3 separate regions of the Homo sapiens genome follow, and all the other regions are linked to region 1. Evidence: read pairs that join two places in POLR2A ChIA-PET (ENCODE). Cell type or tissue: CD4-positive, alpha-beta T cell. All regions are shown on one strand. Region 1 overlaps BRD2 (bromodomain containing 2). Region 2 has its middle 15 kb from the start of SMIM40. Region 3 holds the start of ZBTB9 (zinc finger and BTB domain containing 9).

What was found. ChIA-PET counts read pairs that join two places held together with the same protein. Peaks named below come from ENCODE experiments on the same cell type or tissue, not always from the same donor. Only the 100,000 strongest peaks of a DNase experiment are listed, where the experiment ranks them.
Region 2: POLR2A ChIA-PET joins it to region 1 with 33 read pairs; 8 of 35 experiments call an interaction of 5 or more read pairs at or near these places.
Region 3: POLR2A ChIA-PET joins it to region 1 with 10 read pairs; 5 of 35 experiments call an interaction of 5 or more read pairs at or near these places.

What each region holds. Positions count from the first base shown.
Region 1 is chr6:32,969,044-32,974,043 of GRCh38, reverse strand. It overlaps BRD2 (bromodomain containing 2), which reads right to left. Exons shown (of 13, transcript NM_005104.4): 1 at 4,988-5,000; 2 at 1,117-2,449. The coding sequence starts at 1,145. Among named protein-coding and RNA genes, the nearest start is that of BRD2, 3.0 kb to the right of the region's middle. RefSeq lists enhancers at 1,259-1,867, 3,679-4,217, 3,336-4,535. In CD4-positive, alpha-beta T cell, a CTCF peak has its summit at 3,809 (motif pointing left); DNase peaks (open chromatin) are centred at 713, 2,013, 2,383, 3,223 and 3 weaker places; H3K4me3 peaks cover 5,000 bases; H3K27ac peaks cover 4,850 bases.
Region 2 is chr6:33,341,506-33,346,505 of GRCh38, reverse strand. No RefSeq gene overlaps it. Among named protein-coding and RNA genes, the nearest start is that of SMIM40, 15 kb to the right of the region's middle. In CD4-positive, alpha-beta T cell, a CTCF peak has its summit at 1,101; DNase peaks (open chromatin) are centred at 1,075, 1,635, 1,995 and 2,465; H3K4me3 peaks cover 1,293 bases; H3K27ac peaks cover 2,200 bases.
Region 3 is chr6:33,452,513-33,457,512 of GRCh38, reverse strand. It overlaps SYNGAP1 (synaptic Ras GTPase activating protein 1), which reads right to left. Exons shown (of 19, transcript NM_006772.3): 19 at 3,824-5,000. It overlaps ZBTB9 (zinc finger and BTB domain containing 9), which reads right to left and starts at 2,937. Exons shown (of 2, transcript NM_152735.4): 1 at 2,738-2,937; 2 at 1-2,483. The coding sequence starts at 2,412. The coding sequence ends at 991. SYNGAP1-AS1 (SYNGAP1 antisense RNA 1) reads left to right here and starts at 3,108. Exons shown (of 3, transcript NR_174954.1): 1 at 3,108-3,243. In CD4-positive, alpha-beta T cell, no CTCF peak of the experiment used is centred here; a DNase peak (open chromatin) is centred at 3,032; H3K4me3 peaks cover 2,446 bases; H3K27ac peaks cover 2,065 bases.

The sequences.
Region 1 (5,000 bases):
TAAGGAGGAAAAGAACAAATTATGGCTATAAAAAATTCCATAAAATGCTGATAAGACACAGAATAATCCACCTAGATAGAAGAGAGAGCACCATCTTCCACAAGGTCTGGGTAGTTCACGCCACAACAGAACATAGACTAGAAACCCAGAGGAAGAACCATATCAACTTAAAAACAAATTCAGACAAGGAAGAATTTGTCAGACTTCACAGCCCGTAACTTCCAGGCCCTCAAAATTATTCGCACCAAATCAGAGTCTCCTCACTCCAAGGAAGTCAAAAAGCCGTACAAAACAGTCAAGGTCACCAAGTGATAGCCCCCTTCCACCCACCCACTACACAACACGATTCCACTACCAGTTCCCCCTGTAGCACCAACTCCGGACACCAAACGCTAACAGTGGTTCATTTACAGTCCCTCTGGTGCTCCTCCGATCAGTCTTTCCTACCACCTAAGAATTAAAACATCATATGGGAATCTCATTGTTTACATCGCAGAGCTGAACTAGGAACCTTAGCTCTACCCTCCTGCCCTGAATCAAACTTTTAATGTTAGGAAAAAACAATCCCTGCACCAACAAACACCACACACAACCCACCCACCCAAAGAAAGCAAAAGATTTAATGACATACCCTGGGCATTAGGAACCTGCACACACGGGAGAGTGATCCCTTTACCCTTCTCTGGGAATCCCCGTTGCCAGTCCCTTAAGCGCTCCGTCACCATGGCAACCCTACAGGGCGCTAGAGGTGTCCGTGAATCCCCCCTAAAAGGCTAACAGACCGCCGCTAGATACCAGACCCACCAAACGCCAAACCTGCTGTTCAACCTCACTCCACTCCACCGTCAAACTAGCTCTGCCTGACTCGGTTAAGACTGGGCCACGGCGGCATTAATAGCGTATAAATTGACAACCTGTATTCCCCTCCACGAGCAGTAGCCGAGCCGCCACCACCGTTCCAAAACCGTCGCTCAATTCCCTCCGCGCGACCGAGTCGACAGCTGCGCCGCAACAGCAGCGCGCCGGGGCCGCTCAGTACTCCCAACACGGCGCCCCACACCCCTGTGCCGCCGCCCTGCAACATCCCCTTCCCACACGCGGCTCGCGGAAACGTACTTATTGTGGGGAGTCACGTTTTGCAGCATCTTGACCGCAAGGAACCGGCGCTGCCCTCAGCCGCGGAAAGTCCGGGTGGCCTCGGTTCCCCTCACCGCCCGGTCCAGCATAACCCGCTAAGTTGGGGGGAGGCCGTTCCTCTTGGGCCTCCAGGCGACAAACCCCCTGCCTGGCCGGCACGAAAGCAGTCTCTTTGGGGCCTCTCGGAGAGCTCCGGGCAGCTTGGCGCGCTCTGCAGACGGCGGACAGCAAGAAAATGGCGGCGGCCTCAGCTGAGGCGGGCAACTAAGGAGGGACTGACTCTTCAAAAGACGGTCCCCGATCTCAGACACCGTCGTCAATATAGCCCGCTGTTGGTCTGCAGGGATTCCCTCTTCTTGTCGGGCCCCTACGGGGCCGACGAGGTCCCGTTTCGATCTCGGATGGAGGCGGATGAACACGAAAAGTGGTTTAGGGAGCCGCCGCCTCCATCTTTGAAATCCTCTTGAGGGCGGAGTAGAGGGGGTGGACAGACTCCGAGGATTGGGCGGGGCCCGAAAAAGGGGAGCTCCAGGGGCTTCTAGGGGGTCTGTACTGCCCGCTGGGACCAGTCATAGGCCGGGACGAAGGCCATTTCCAAGCGGATGGAGGTGGATTGTAATGGCGGCCCCGGACGACTCGAAGGCTCTGTATCGGTAGGCAGAATCCTCCAGCTCGTTCTAGAGGCTGCTCCACTCCAGCACGAAATGGCGCCGCCGAGCCCCGCGCCAGCCCTTTATATATAGGCGGGGAGGAGGAGCTTCGCCGCTCATGCGCGCCACCCTGCTTGAGCTTTTCCCCACCCCCTCCGCGCGCGCGCGCTCGCTCACGCGGGTGAAGAAGCTGAGTCGAAGGGGAAGGAACACCTCTCCGCGGGAGCTTTTTCTATTGGCCAGCCGCAACGATGACGTCATAAACTTCATTTCCAAGGTGTCAGTCACCAGGCAGAAGAGTGCCGCAGAGACCCACAGGGAAGTGGCAACCCGCCACATCTCCAAGCCAATTGGCTGAGCTGTGGTCCGCCGACTCCAGGGAAAGAGGGTGGTTGGAAGAGGTGCGGAAGCCATCGCCCCAGAGCCTCCAGCACTCTCTCCCCGCCTCCCCTTCCAACAAAGTCTTCCCAAGCTTCCATGCACAGCCCAACTGGAGACTGCCAAGCTCGAGCAGGTCGTGCCATTCGTAGCTCCTCCATTGGCCAAAGCAGGGAAACGGGAGGGGTCGCGTGGGCGTAGCCTGCCTGAACCCGCCAGGGGTGTGGCCGCAAGACGCCTGGCGGGTGGTGGTTCTCGGCGGTAAGGCAGCAGCAGCGAAGAATCTGAAACGAGGAAAAAGACGCCATCTTAGAAGCCGCGGCCTGCTCCTCTATGGCGAACAGCTACGGGCTTCAGAACGGCGATGAGGGGATCTAACGTTCCCATGCCCCACAGTCTAAAACAGTGTTGCCAGAGTCTTATAATACTCCACTCCCTCCCTCAAGCCAAACGATGGAAAGACGAGCAAAACATTATTTACTACTGTTTAGTCCCAAAGACCACAAAAGCTAAAATACGTCTCCCAAATTTGCACGTCCAAGCACCTTTCTAATCCCTCCCCACTCACACCTACAGTTACCAATACATTTCTGCTCGTTCGAAAAATCCTCGGCAACCCTAAAAGTGGGATTAAAATCTCCAAACGCATCCATCTACCCTATACAATGCAACACACCTCACCTCTTCCTCAAACTCCATTCCGGCGTCCGGCTCAGAGCAGAAAAAGCAAGTCCTGGGAGGGATGACTTAAGGGAAAAACCCTCCCCCTCCAGGCGAGCTCGGACCTTTCCCCCCACACGCCACATCACCCCCAAAGGCACACCCGTATCCGCCTCTCAGGGGCCCTCCGCCACGGGGGCGAAAGAACCCCCCCGCCCCCCCACCAGGGTCCGGAGTCCTCCCCACGGAGCGGCTGGTCCATCGGTCAGCGCCAGGGAGGAGGGCGAGCGGAGGAGGCGGCGGCTGCGGCTCAGACTAGCCCTCCCCCTCCTCCCCTCCTCCCCTCCCCCCGGCCGTCCGCCTCCGAGGAGGGGCAGGAGCCATTTTGGGAGCTCAGTTTCGCCCCCTCCCCCCAACTTACTCTTAAGTCTTCCTCCTAACTTGGTTATCTAAATAAGGGTGCAGACTCTGTGAATCAACCAGAGCCCAGAGTCAGGATCTCCAGAGCATCTCTGGGGCCGTCCCCGCCCCCTTACAAGAGAGTGAAAGGATCTCCCCCACCCGAGAAAACCTGGGCTTTGGTGGGGCGTCCCCTCCCCCGTTTCCCCTTTCTTCGCTACCAGGGAGAAAACAAACTTGTGTACGTATCTGGGAAAAATAATCAACGTAGGTGAACAAATATACGGTAAGATTCCCCCTCGCCCCGGAAGGGCTCGTAAGGGCCTAGGTCCTTGAGCTGCAACCACGCCACCCTCCCTCCTCTGCAGTAGCCCTTCAACTCCAACCTCGGTTACTGCGTCTAAAATGGCCGCCAATCTCCTGTCTTCTGACCCCCCGAGTAGGGCAAACCCCGGGAGGGCGGGGGAAAATGAGCGTCAGGAGAGCAGAGTCCCCTTCCCCCAGCCAGGGATCAGGCCCTGGCCCCCAAAAGTACAAGCGGCCCCGTTTGGGTGGCTGCAGCATGGAGGGCAATGACACAGCAACTTTGCAGAGGCCTTTTCCCCTCCCCCTAGCGGCCCAACCTCCCAAATCTGCTTTTCTCCACCGGGGCTCTGCAGGCCAGGACAGAGGCCCATCAGGGGGCCGGCCATGGAATAAAAACTTAGGAGGCTGAGAAAATACTAGGCCTTAGGAAAAGGGCAGCCAGACATTGCTCTCGTTTATTCCCTGCATTCCGGAAAATCACTGCCTCCCGATCCTCTATCCTCCCTTCCCCCACATGAGTCACCAGGGAGGCTACTGCTACTCAGTAATTTGGGAAAGTAACTCTTTCCTCCTTTCCGTTCCCTCCCCCGCAGTACACAAGGAGAGAACTGTTCAGGACTGGGGGAGGGGATGAGGGAGGCGATGGAAGAGGCCACCCTGGAGAAACCCGAAACCTTGGGAGCTGTGAAATCATTCCAGGTCCCGAGCCTCCCTCGCATCTCAGACCATGCTGTCTAGACCCCCTACTGCCAGCACCCACCTTGGGCCTGGTTTCTGTTCCTAAGCAGACCTCAAGCTTTCAGCTTGTAAGCACCCCAGCCTGGAGTAGACACGTGCTCAGTAAAGACCCTACAGGGGCAAAAGGCCCCACAGGCCGTGTCCACGTGAATGCACACAAATTCGGTAAGCGACTCGAAGCGTAACCTCCAGCCTGCGGTGTGACGACTGGAGCTCCCCTACCGCGGACACAAAGGGCGCACAGCAATGCTCCCTCCAGAGGCTCTGGGGAGAAAGGAAGTTGGCGCCTGGGAACAACCTCAGTTCACAACATGGGTGGCCAACTCCTAAAGCATTCACATCCACGGGTAGGGGCCACAGCCACCACTCCTCAGCCCACCGCCAGGTCACCCCTCCCTCGGCCGCCGATGGATCCCTTCTCACCTGGCTCCCGGCTGCTGTACCCCCAGGGGACGAATGGAATAGGGGGGGCCACACCGCCCCCTAACCCCTTTGCCCTCCAATGGGTACGGAGGCATGAGGCTGGCCATTCCCCTCCCCCCCCATGGCCCTCTCCCGCTCGCCCCCCCTCCACGCTCCCATTGGCTGTAAAAGGTTTGAAGGACAAATCTTCCCACTCTCAGGATTCTTTCCTGAACCCCAAGAATCCCCCTCCCGGACTCCCCACCATTGGTTAAGCACTTGACTGACATCTCCGCCCCACAAGGGCCCCTTCTCACCTGGATCCTAAAG
Region 2 (5,000 bases), 370 kb before region 1:
GAGTTTTAAGAGGTTTAGAAGCCTGGCCATGAATACCCACAACAGTTATGGAGGCAAAGGAAATAGGCCTTTGAAAAGAAGGTAATGTGGAGTTGGTAGCCTCCATATTGATTAAGAAGGGTGACTTACCCTCCACTGTAAGAGTTACCCAAAGTGTCCGTGATGGCCCGGGAGGCTTCGAAGGTGATCAGACAGCATCAGTCTTCAGCCGCTAAGCTGAGAAGATCTGGGAAGGAGTCAGTCAGAGAGTCTTGGGCCAGAGATCCCAGAGCTCTGGGAGTGACTGCGAGGCGAGTGGGACAGTCTGATTTTCAGTGGGGTCCTGCACAGATGGGACACGGCTTAGGAGGAATCCCGGGCTGTGGGCATTTCTTGGCCCAGTGGCCAGATTTCTGGCACTTGAAGCAAGATCCTGATGAAGAAGGTCCTGTAGGAATGCTTGACCACTGCGGTTTAGGCATGTGCGGCTTAGGCATTTTGAAGTTCTCGTGTGCTGGAGGTGCAGCTGGGTTTTGTCTCACAGCAGAGGCAAGTAATTGTAACTTTTCTCTATTATTGTACACCTTGAAGGCAAGGTTAATTAAGTCCTGTTGTGGGGTGACGTGCACCTGTAATCCCAGCTATTCAGGAGGCTGAGGCAGGAGAATAGCTTGAACCAGGGAGGTGGAGGTTGCAGTGAGCCGGGATCACGCTACTGCACTCCAGCCTGGGCGACAGAGTGAGACTCCATCTCAAAAAAAAAAAAAAATTATTCTTTGTTCATTTCCTGACCCATGATAACCGAACCCCTGGTATTTTTCGCGTGGGTCCTGTCCACCTGATGGTAGTCAGGACTGTCCCTTACCGGGATTTTCTTAAAATTGATGAGCTCTCCTCCTTTCACGCATAACTTCAAGGCGATCACGTCGGGTGCACCACTTGCAGAGTTTATAGCTTGCAGTGAACGCCAAGAATGAGTTCTTAGACAATTCCAGCTGAGTGGGGCCGGGGGAATGGGGGGGGCATTTCTTCTAAGAGAACCCGCCCCAGCATCCGTCTGCCAAGTATTTATTGAAAGTGCTTGTTAAACCACAAACATCCACTAGATGGCTTTTTGAGGTCGGGTCGTGAGACACCTGCGGCCTCGTAAAAGCACTCAAACCGCATTCTCAGGAGGCTGTTTTCAGCGTTCCTTATCACACCACACACTCCACTCCCTGTCCTGTTTTCAGGGTCAAGGAATTTCATTCTCACGCACAAATAACATACACACAGTGCCTCAGTATTCTTCCATGCCCCGACCTCAGATGCCATGTACATAAGCTTGAATATGTTGCTGTGCACCCCCCACACTCAAGTGTCCCCACCCCTTTAAATATGTTGTGTGGGGCTAGTTCTTCCATTGCCCATGAAAGATAACTCAGGCAGGCCACAGAGCATACCTGCTCAATCCTTGGAACAAAAAAAAAAATCCTCCAAGCATCATTCTGAATTACGTTTTTTCTCTCGGCCAGCTCCGACTGAGTGGTTTGACATGGGAAGCTGCCAGTGTGAAACTGGCAGAGTGGCTGGCTTCCTCAAGAATTTCTTTCTTGCCTTCCTGTGTCTGACTCTCCACCCTCTCCCTCACAGCCAGAAGCAGAGGAGGTGAGGGGGACAAAATGCTTTACCTGACGGCCATACACTGGAAGTGGTTTTGGTTTCCTCTGGCTGTGGTGGATGTTCAAATTGACTTTTGCTCTTGTGCGATGTTTGTGTGTCTTTTATAAACTCCCAGTAGCTGAATATCTCTCACTTATACTCTGTAGCCCAAACTTTGAATTATATTATTTTATTTTTTAACTTTTACTTTAGGTTCAGGGGTACATGTGTAGGTTCCTTATATAGGTAAAGTGTGTGTCATGGGGCTTTGGTGTACAGGTAATTTAATCACCCAAGTAACAAGCATAGTACCTGATAGGTCCCACCTTGAATTTGTCTAGGTGTTAGATTGGCTGCAGTTCTCTACCACTTCCTGTTATCTGAGGCCTTTACAGTGTGCCTTGGTGGCTAGTCACTCTCACCAAAAGGTAGAGTTTAGGAGGGCATGGTGGCTCCCACCTGGAATCCCAGCTACTTGGGAGGCTGAGACAAAAGGATCACTTGAACCCAGGAGGTCGAGGCTGCAGTGAACCATCCATGTTCATGCCACTGCACTCTAGCCTGGGCAACAGAGAAAGATCCTGTCTCAAAACAAACAAAAAAACATGGCAAAACCCTGTCTCTACTAAAAATACAGAAATCAGCCGGTGGTGGCATGCACCTGTAATCACAGCTATTGGCTGAGGCATGAGAATGGCTTGAACCTAGGAGGTGGAGGTTGCATTGAGCCGAGATCATGCCACTGCACTCCAGGCTGAGCGATGGAGAGAGACTCTGTCTCAAAAAAAAAAAAAAAAAAAAAGTTTGATAACACACTCAGCTGATGGGGTGGGGAAAGGAAACTGGTACTGTCACACATTGCCGACAGGAAGGAAGGTACACTGGTGCGGCTTCTACAGAAAGCATTTTAAAAATATCTACCCAAATCAAGTATTTACGTATTCTTTGACCTAGCAATTCTACTTCAAAGAACATACATTTACACTAGACATTTTTTTTTTGAGATGGAGTCTTGCTCTAGAGTGCGGTGGCACAATCTCAGCTCACTACAACCTCCGCCTCTGCCTCCCAGGTTCAAGCAGTCTTCCTGCCTCAGTCAGCCTCCTGAGTAGCTGGGATTACAGGTGCGCACCACCACGCACAGCTAATTTTTGTATTTTTTGTAGACAGGGTTTTACCATGTTAGCCCGGCAAGTCTTAAACTCCTGACCTCAAGTGATCCACCTGCCTTGGCCTCCCAAAGTGCTGGGATTATAGGTGTGAACCACCACGCCTGGCCTACACTGGACATTTTTGAGAGTCAAGGGAGCACTATAACAAACAAGGGGTCGGGTGCGGTGGCTCACTCCTATAATCCCAGCACTTTGGGAGGCCAAGGTAGGTGGATCACTTGAGCCCAAGAATTTGAGACTACTCTGGGTAACATATTGAGAGAACTCATCTCCATTAAATTAAATTTAAAAAAAAAAAAAAAAAAAGAGGCTGGGCGTGGTGGCTCAAGCCTGTAATCTCAGCACTTTGGGAGGCCAAGTCAGAAGGATCATGAGGTCAGGAGTTCGAGACCAGCCTGGCCAATATGGTGAAACCCCATCTCTACTAAAAATACAAAAATTAGCCAGGCATGGTGGTGTGCGCCTGTAGTCCAAGTTACTTGGGAGGCTGAGGCAGAAGAAAAACTTAAACCTGTGAGGTGAAGGTTGCAGTGAGCCGAGATTGGGCCACTGCACTCCAGCCTGGGCAACAGAACAAGACTCCGACTCCGAAAAAAAAAAAGAAGGAAGCACCTCTCTGTTTGATTTCAAGGTATTAAGTGAGGAAAAGCAAGGAAAAGAGTAGTGATCATGTATTTATATGTATGTATACATTTATACATATACACTTATATATATTAATACATGCTTATATATATAGACTCTATCTCTGCAAGTGCAGCAGATGTAGGTTGGTGGGAGGCTGACACGTGTACAATTTTGGATACCTGTTTTAAGAGAAAGAATACCAAAAGTATCCCAGCACTTTGGGAGGCCGAGGTGGGCAGATCACCTGAAGTCAGGAGTTTGAGACCAGCTTGGCCAACATGGCCAAACCCCATCTTTACTAAAAAAAAATATAAAAATTAGCCAGGCACGGTGGTGAGTGCCTATAATCCCAGTTACTCAGGAGGCTGAGGCAGGAGAATCGCTTGAACCCAGGAGGCGGAGGTTGCAGTGAGCTGAGATCACGCCACTGCACTCCAGCCAGGGCAACAGAACGAGACTCCGTCTCAAAAAAAAAAAAAAAACCAAAAGTATAAATACAAAATTAGGTACAGACCAGCCTGGCCAACATGGCAAAACACTGTCTCTACTAAAAAAATTCAAAAACTAGCCAGGCATGGTGGCAAATGCCAGTAAATCCCAGCTACTTGGGAGGCTGAGGCAGAGAATCATTTGAACCTGAGATGCAGAGATTGCAGTGAGCCAAGATCTCGTCACTGCACTGCAGGCTTCGTGACAGAGTCTCACTATGTTGCCCAAGCTGGAGTGCAGTGGTGTGATCATGGCTCACTGCAGCCTTGACCTCCAGGTCAGATGATCCTCCTGCCTCAGCCTCCTGAATAGCTGGAAACACAGGTGCACGCTACCGTGGTTTTTTTTTTTTCTTTTTTTTTCCTTTTTTTTTTAAACTGGGGTTTCACTCTTGTTGCCCAGGTTGGAGTGCAATGGTGTGATCTCAGCTCACCAGAACCTCTGCCTCCTGTCAAGTGATTCTCCTGTCTCAGCCTCCTGAGTAGCTGGGACTAGAGGCATGTGCCACTACATCAGGCTAATTTTGTATTTTTAGTAGAGACAGAGTTCACCATGTTGATCATGCTAGTCTCGAACTCCTGACCTAAGTTGATGTGCCCACCTCAGCCTCCCAAACTGCTGGGATTACAGGCATGAGCCACTGTGCCTGGCCATTTTTCTTTCTTTTTTGAGATTTCTTTTTTTTTTTTTTTTTTTGACAGAGTCTCTCCCTGTTGTCCAGGCTGGAGTGCAGTGGCACAATCTCGGCTCACTGCAAGCTCCGCCTCCCGGATTCACACCATTCTCTTGCCTCAGCCTCCCAAGTAGCTGGGACTAGAGGTGCCCGCCACCATGCCTGGCTAATTTTTTGTATTTTTAGTGGAAATGGGGTTTCACCATGTTAGCCGGGATGGTCTAGATCTCCTGACCTCGTGATCCACCCATCTCGGCCTCCCAAAGTGCTGGGATTACAGGCGTGAGCCACTGCGCCCGGCCATGGATTTCTTTTTTTTGAGAGGAAGTCTTGCTTTGTCACCCAGGCTGGAGTGCAAGTGGCCCAATCTTGGCTCACTGCAAAATCTCCGAAGTTCAAGCAATTCTCCTGCCTTAGCC
Region 3 (5,000 bases), 480 kb before region 1:
TTTAAGTAACTGCAAGTCCCACCCCCGATTCCAGTATCTGTCCCCTCCATATCTCAACAGAGGGGCTGTCTATCATATGTGGGTGGGATGGGAAAGGAAGAGGTATGGTCCTACTATGCAAGTTACTCTCCAGCCTTCAGCTTGTGCTGTCCCAAACCTGAGTCCCTCTGACCAAGGTAAGTTGTTCAGAGAGCAGTGGTGCCACCCTGACAGCACTTTAGGACAGTGCCATCTCCTGAGATCACTAGTCACATTCCAGTCATTGTGACCAATATATTAGTTATCAGTGGTGGTCAAAGGTAGACCAGAGGCACAGGCTGTTGAGGGAAGACCCTCTATTAAAGAAGGTTCTAAGAATGAAACATGGAATGCTCAACTTGTTAAAGTGCTCAGCTACAACATTAAAAAAGTGTCGGGAAGGTGTCTATTGGTGAGAAAGCAAGGTACAATCTGAGGGGCTCCTGGAAAGATACAATTTTAAAAGTACACAAAAGGACTTCTGCTTAAATCATTCCAGCAATGAGAGAAAAAAGCTTAGAGCTTAGCCTCTGAATTACTTAAGCTGTAAATCAAATGTATCTCTAGGTGGAGACCAACTCCTTCAATTCCTCATGGAGACGGAATAAAACATTTACCACTGTCTTTTGCTCTAACTCTTCTCTCACTAAATAATTGAAAATCTGGTTTCCTTAATGGACATCACCACCACAAAAATGTCCACCATGGGCAAGTGATCAACTTAAGTATGAATGGCCTATAAACCACTTTCCTGCAGGGTTGGCTAGCCAAAACCTGGAGTGGGACGAGAAATTTGAGTTTCCACATCTGCCAGGCTGAGAGGCCCATATCTAAGAACAAGAGGTCCATAATGTATCTATTCTCTTGGCATGATTACAAGATCCATGACTGGTGTGCCATGGCAGTGAGGGAAAAGTATCCATCAGCAGCAGTGGTTATCTTGTTCTAGAAGCTAGTGTATAGCCTCAGCAGTCACTTGTAAGTCCAGTGGGCAGTGGCCCAGCCCTGGCCCTTGCATAGGTCCCGGTGGCGGAGAAAACAGGCATGGACTCGGAACCGACGGCCACAGTGGGGACAGGCATGCAGGGCTCCAGCATGGGTCTTCATGTGCTCTGTCAGATGGTGCTTCAGCTTGAAGCGCTTGTTGCAGATGCCACAGCCAAAAGGCCGAAGGCTGAAGGTCAGCATGATGTGCCGGTCACGCTTTGGCTTCACTGCAAACCGCTTCCCACACAGGCAACCAAAGCGTTTTCCATCTGCAGGGGGTGTCCCCCCTAGCTTCACAGGCCCATGCACGGCCTGGCCTGCTCCCCCAGGTCCTCCACCCCCTGACAGGATTTCATTCCCATGAAGATCCACTGGTTTCCAGGATGGACCCCCTCCCCCAGATGTTGGCCCTGGCCCTGAAGGCAACAAGAACCCTAGCTCCCCATTCCCTTCAGTGTCCCCTCCAGAAAACACTTTGGTTTCCTCCTTTGCTCCTCCAGGCTGAGTTCCGCTTCCTGATATCTCCTCCTTAGGCTCGAAGGGTTCCTGCTTAATGTAGAAGATTTTGGGGGGCAGTGCAGGAGGGGCAGGAAGCTCAAGTGGTGCACTCTCACCCTCTGGAAGCTTTCGGGGAGTAGCAGTCATGGGCAGTGGGTGGGGTCCATGAGGACGGGGAAAAACCCCTGATACTCTCTGGGGCTGAGGAGTCTGAGAGAGTGTGGCTGACCCCTGGTCCTCATCATCATCATCTTCCTCCTCCTCCTCTTCTTCTTCCACCTGAATTTGCAGCACTTCTCCCAGTTCACTTCCCTCCCCTCCCACAGGGCTCTCAGTGGAAGCAGGGCTTTCAGTAGAAGCAGAGGACTGTACTGGGGTCTGGAAAGGCGAAGAGCGAATGCACCAGCCTCCTGTAGAGGATGTAGTGGAAAGAAGGGCATGGTAGGAGTTTCCTCCACGGGCTGAAATTCCACCACCTGAAGTTTCTAATTCTCTAAGAATTTCTGAGCACTGATCTACTACCTGCCACATTTGAAGGCCACTGGCCACAAGGAGATGAGCAGGAAGAGCATCCAGTGGCAGGCGGAGACGCCCTGAATAAATGAGCTGGAGCAGCCCCTCGAAGGCATCGGCTTCAATGACACTCGGTAGAGTGAGACGAGGCGCATCCCCCAGAAGCAGCTTGTCATGGAAGTAAGGAGAGGCAGCAGCTAACACTGCTTTATGAGCCCTAAGTTCCCGGCCCTGCACCAGGAGGGACACATCACAGAACTTTCCCTCTAGCCTGTGGCGGTTCAGAGATTCCAGCAGAGACGAGCTATGCTGTGGGAACTCGATCTGGATTGTCCGTGGGGCTGGGTTGCAGGTCGGGGAGGCGGGTACAGGCGGCAAAGGTGTTGGGGTTTCCATGGCCTCCTCGAAGGTGACAAGAATTGGGAAGAGGAGAAGGGCTTGGGGGTAGACTCCACGCGGGATGAAGGCTGCAGAGGAAAAAGATGGAGGTCACAGAAGCCCTGGATAAAGGGAGCCACATCTTCTCAAACAACCCCCTCCCCACGAGCAATAACTGGAAACTTTTAAGTCAGTGGCGGTTTCTGCAAATCAGTCCCGCACACCAAGAAAGCAAAAACAAACAACAACAACAACCACCACCACTAAACACCAACAGGGGTTTTAACTTCCAGCCCCTGTGGAAGATAAGAAGGAGGTCCTTCAGCCACCAGCCTGCCTTCACCTGCCCAGAACAGCTCCTGCCCCGCCGCTCCGTTCCGCCTCACAGTGCCCACAGAGGTCTGCTCCCGGGAAGCCGCGGTCACCCGGACACCGCGAGTCCCGGCCCGATTGTCCTTCCCGCCGACACGCCCCCGCCGTTACACACGCGGCGCTGCCCTCGCAGTTACAGTGCCGCTACAGCTCCGTCCCAGACCGGAAGCCGCCGCCTCCCCGCCGGACACCGTCGCCAAGTGCGGCGGGCGGAGCTAGAGCCGTAGCCAATCGAGGAACGGCAGCCTACAAGCCTCGTGTTGATTGGCTACTGCAGACGAGGAGGGCGGTGCTAGTAGGAGGGCACAGGCCCAGGGTGTCCTCGCAACGGGCGTCCCGGGGAGCTGCTGAAGTCCTCCCCGCTGCAGAGGACCGAGAGGCAGGGCCCGGGAGAGAACAGCCCGGTCGGAGGGGGTGGGCCGTCAGCCGCCCCGGAAAGCTGCGTTTCCCGGTGATTAAGTGTAGCACCCGCCCCCGGTAGGTCCTGAGAGGGGCGAGATTAGTTGGGTACTTACCATGTGGGCCTGGCACTTGCCCACATCACTTTGTGTCTTCCCACCGGCCCTGCGAGGGTGGGGGTTGCCGTCCTCAGTTTCCAGGCGGGGGAAACGGGCTGGAAGCGTCACTCAGCTAATAGTAGTGGACCTGGGACTGGAACTCAGATTTGCTAAGGAACCAGGCAGGTTCTTTCCTGTTTTCTGCACGGGAGCATTTTAACCAGCAATTAAAGAAACCTTATTTCTAGGTAATTTTTAAAAGAGATAAATGTGGATATATACATGAACTCTTTTATCAGATAACGCCGCTGTTCCTGGCCTCGGACTAAGTGACACAGTGGTGAGGGGAGAGTTAGATTGGAGAAGTTTGGCCGGTGCAAAACTCCTGCTCTAAAATATAAAAAATCTCATTGGGAGGGGAGAGTGACATTCTATGAGGAGAGTGTGGCATCAGGTGGGGATATACGGTTTTCCTCTCAGGCTGTCAGCTTCCTTTCAGAAAGCAGATCTTACCACCGTACAGGTCTGGAGAGCCCTGCCTAAGAAAGTCGGCACAGCGATAAAAGAACAATCTCCGTTTATTAAACATGTTTTTTTCTGTTTCACCACACACTCCAGAAAAAAAGGAAATGGGGCTGGGAGTGGAGAAAAGGGGACAGTGAGGGGGGATAGATAAGGCTGGGAGTGGGGTGGGGAGGGAGAACGAGAAAACAAAATAAAACAGGTAGGAAGAGCAACTCCCTACCCTTGAGGTGGTGGGTGGGGAGGGAAGCAGAGGGGCGGGGGGGGAGGGGGCCAGGAAGCTCTGTACAGAAGGGTTGCCCCCAGCCCACACACACACACCCCGGATATGTACAGTACAAACCCCAGATAATTACAACAGCCAAAGAAGAGAGAAGGAAGGTTGGGGAGGGTCCAGGGGTAGGGCCTGAGGTGGGGAAAGGGCACAGGGATAAAATTTCACATATTTACAACTTTTATATAAGTATAAATTTGGCCCCGGCTGGGTGTATGTGTAGGGGGATGGGACTGAAGGGGAACTGTCCATACAAAAGAAAGAGGAGTAGAGTCTAGGAGAGTCTCAATACCAAACGCAAAAGGATGAAGGGGGCAAGGCTGGGTAGGGGACAGCAGTCAGGGAAGAGGGGGTGCCAAGGAGGGGCTTCTCCCCTCCCATGGCCTACCCACCCCAAACCCCATCCATCCTACCTCCCCTATCCCGCCAGAAAACTATGTACAGAGAAACACCGAAAAATCGTGGAGCTGGCGGGAGGGAGGGAGGTGGAAGGAGATTGGGAGGGGGAGGATGAGAGGGAAGCCCAGCCCTGTCCTACCTCCCCCAGGGGACAGAGTCATGGAAGGGGGCCCCCCAACACCCCTCCTCCAACACAGGTCCCCCCACCCTGGGGGAGAGAGACATGGCTTTTCCTAGAGTAAGTTCCCCCCTCCCCCTGGGAGTAGAGACCAAGAAGAGAGAAGGAAGGGGCAGAGGGGACTGTGTGTCAGAGTAGGACAGATCAACTAGCCTGTCCTCCCAACATACACACCCTCCTAAACCCTGACCCCTCACCCTAACCTCAATTCCACCCCACCCAACACACTGGGGGAGGGGGGGGCATAAGCCCCCTCACCCCGCTCTGGGACCAGCCGAGAGCAGATCAGGTGTGGGGAGAAGGGGAGACAACTCCCATTCCCCCCTTGCCGCCCCCTCCCTGCCCCGGTGGCCCCCTCCACCCC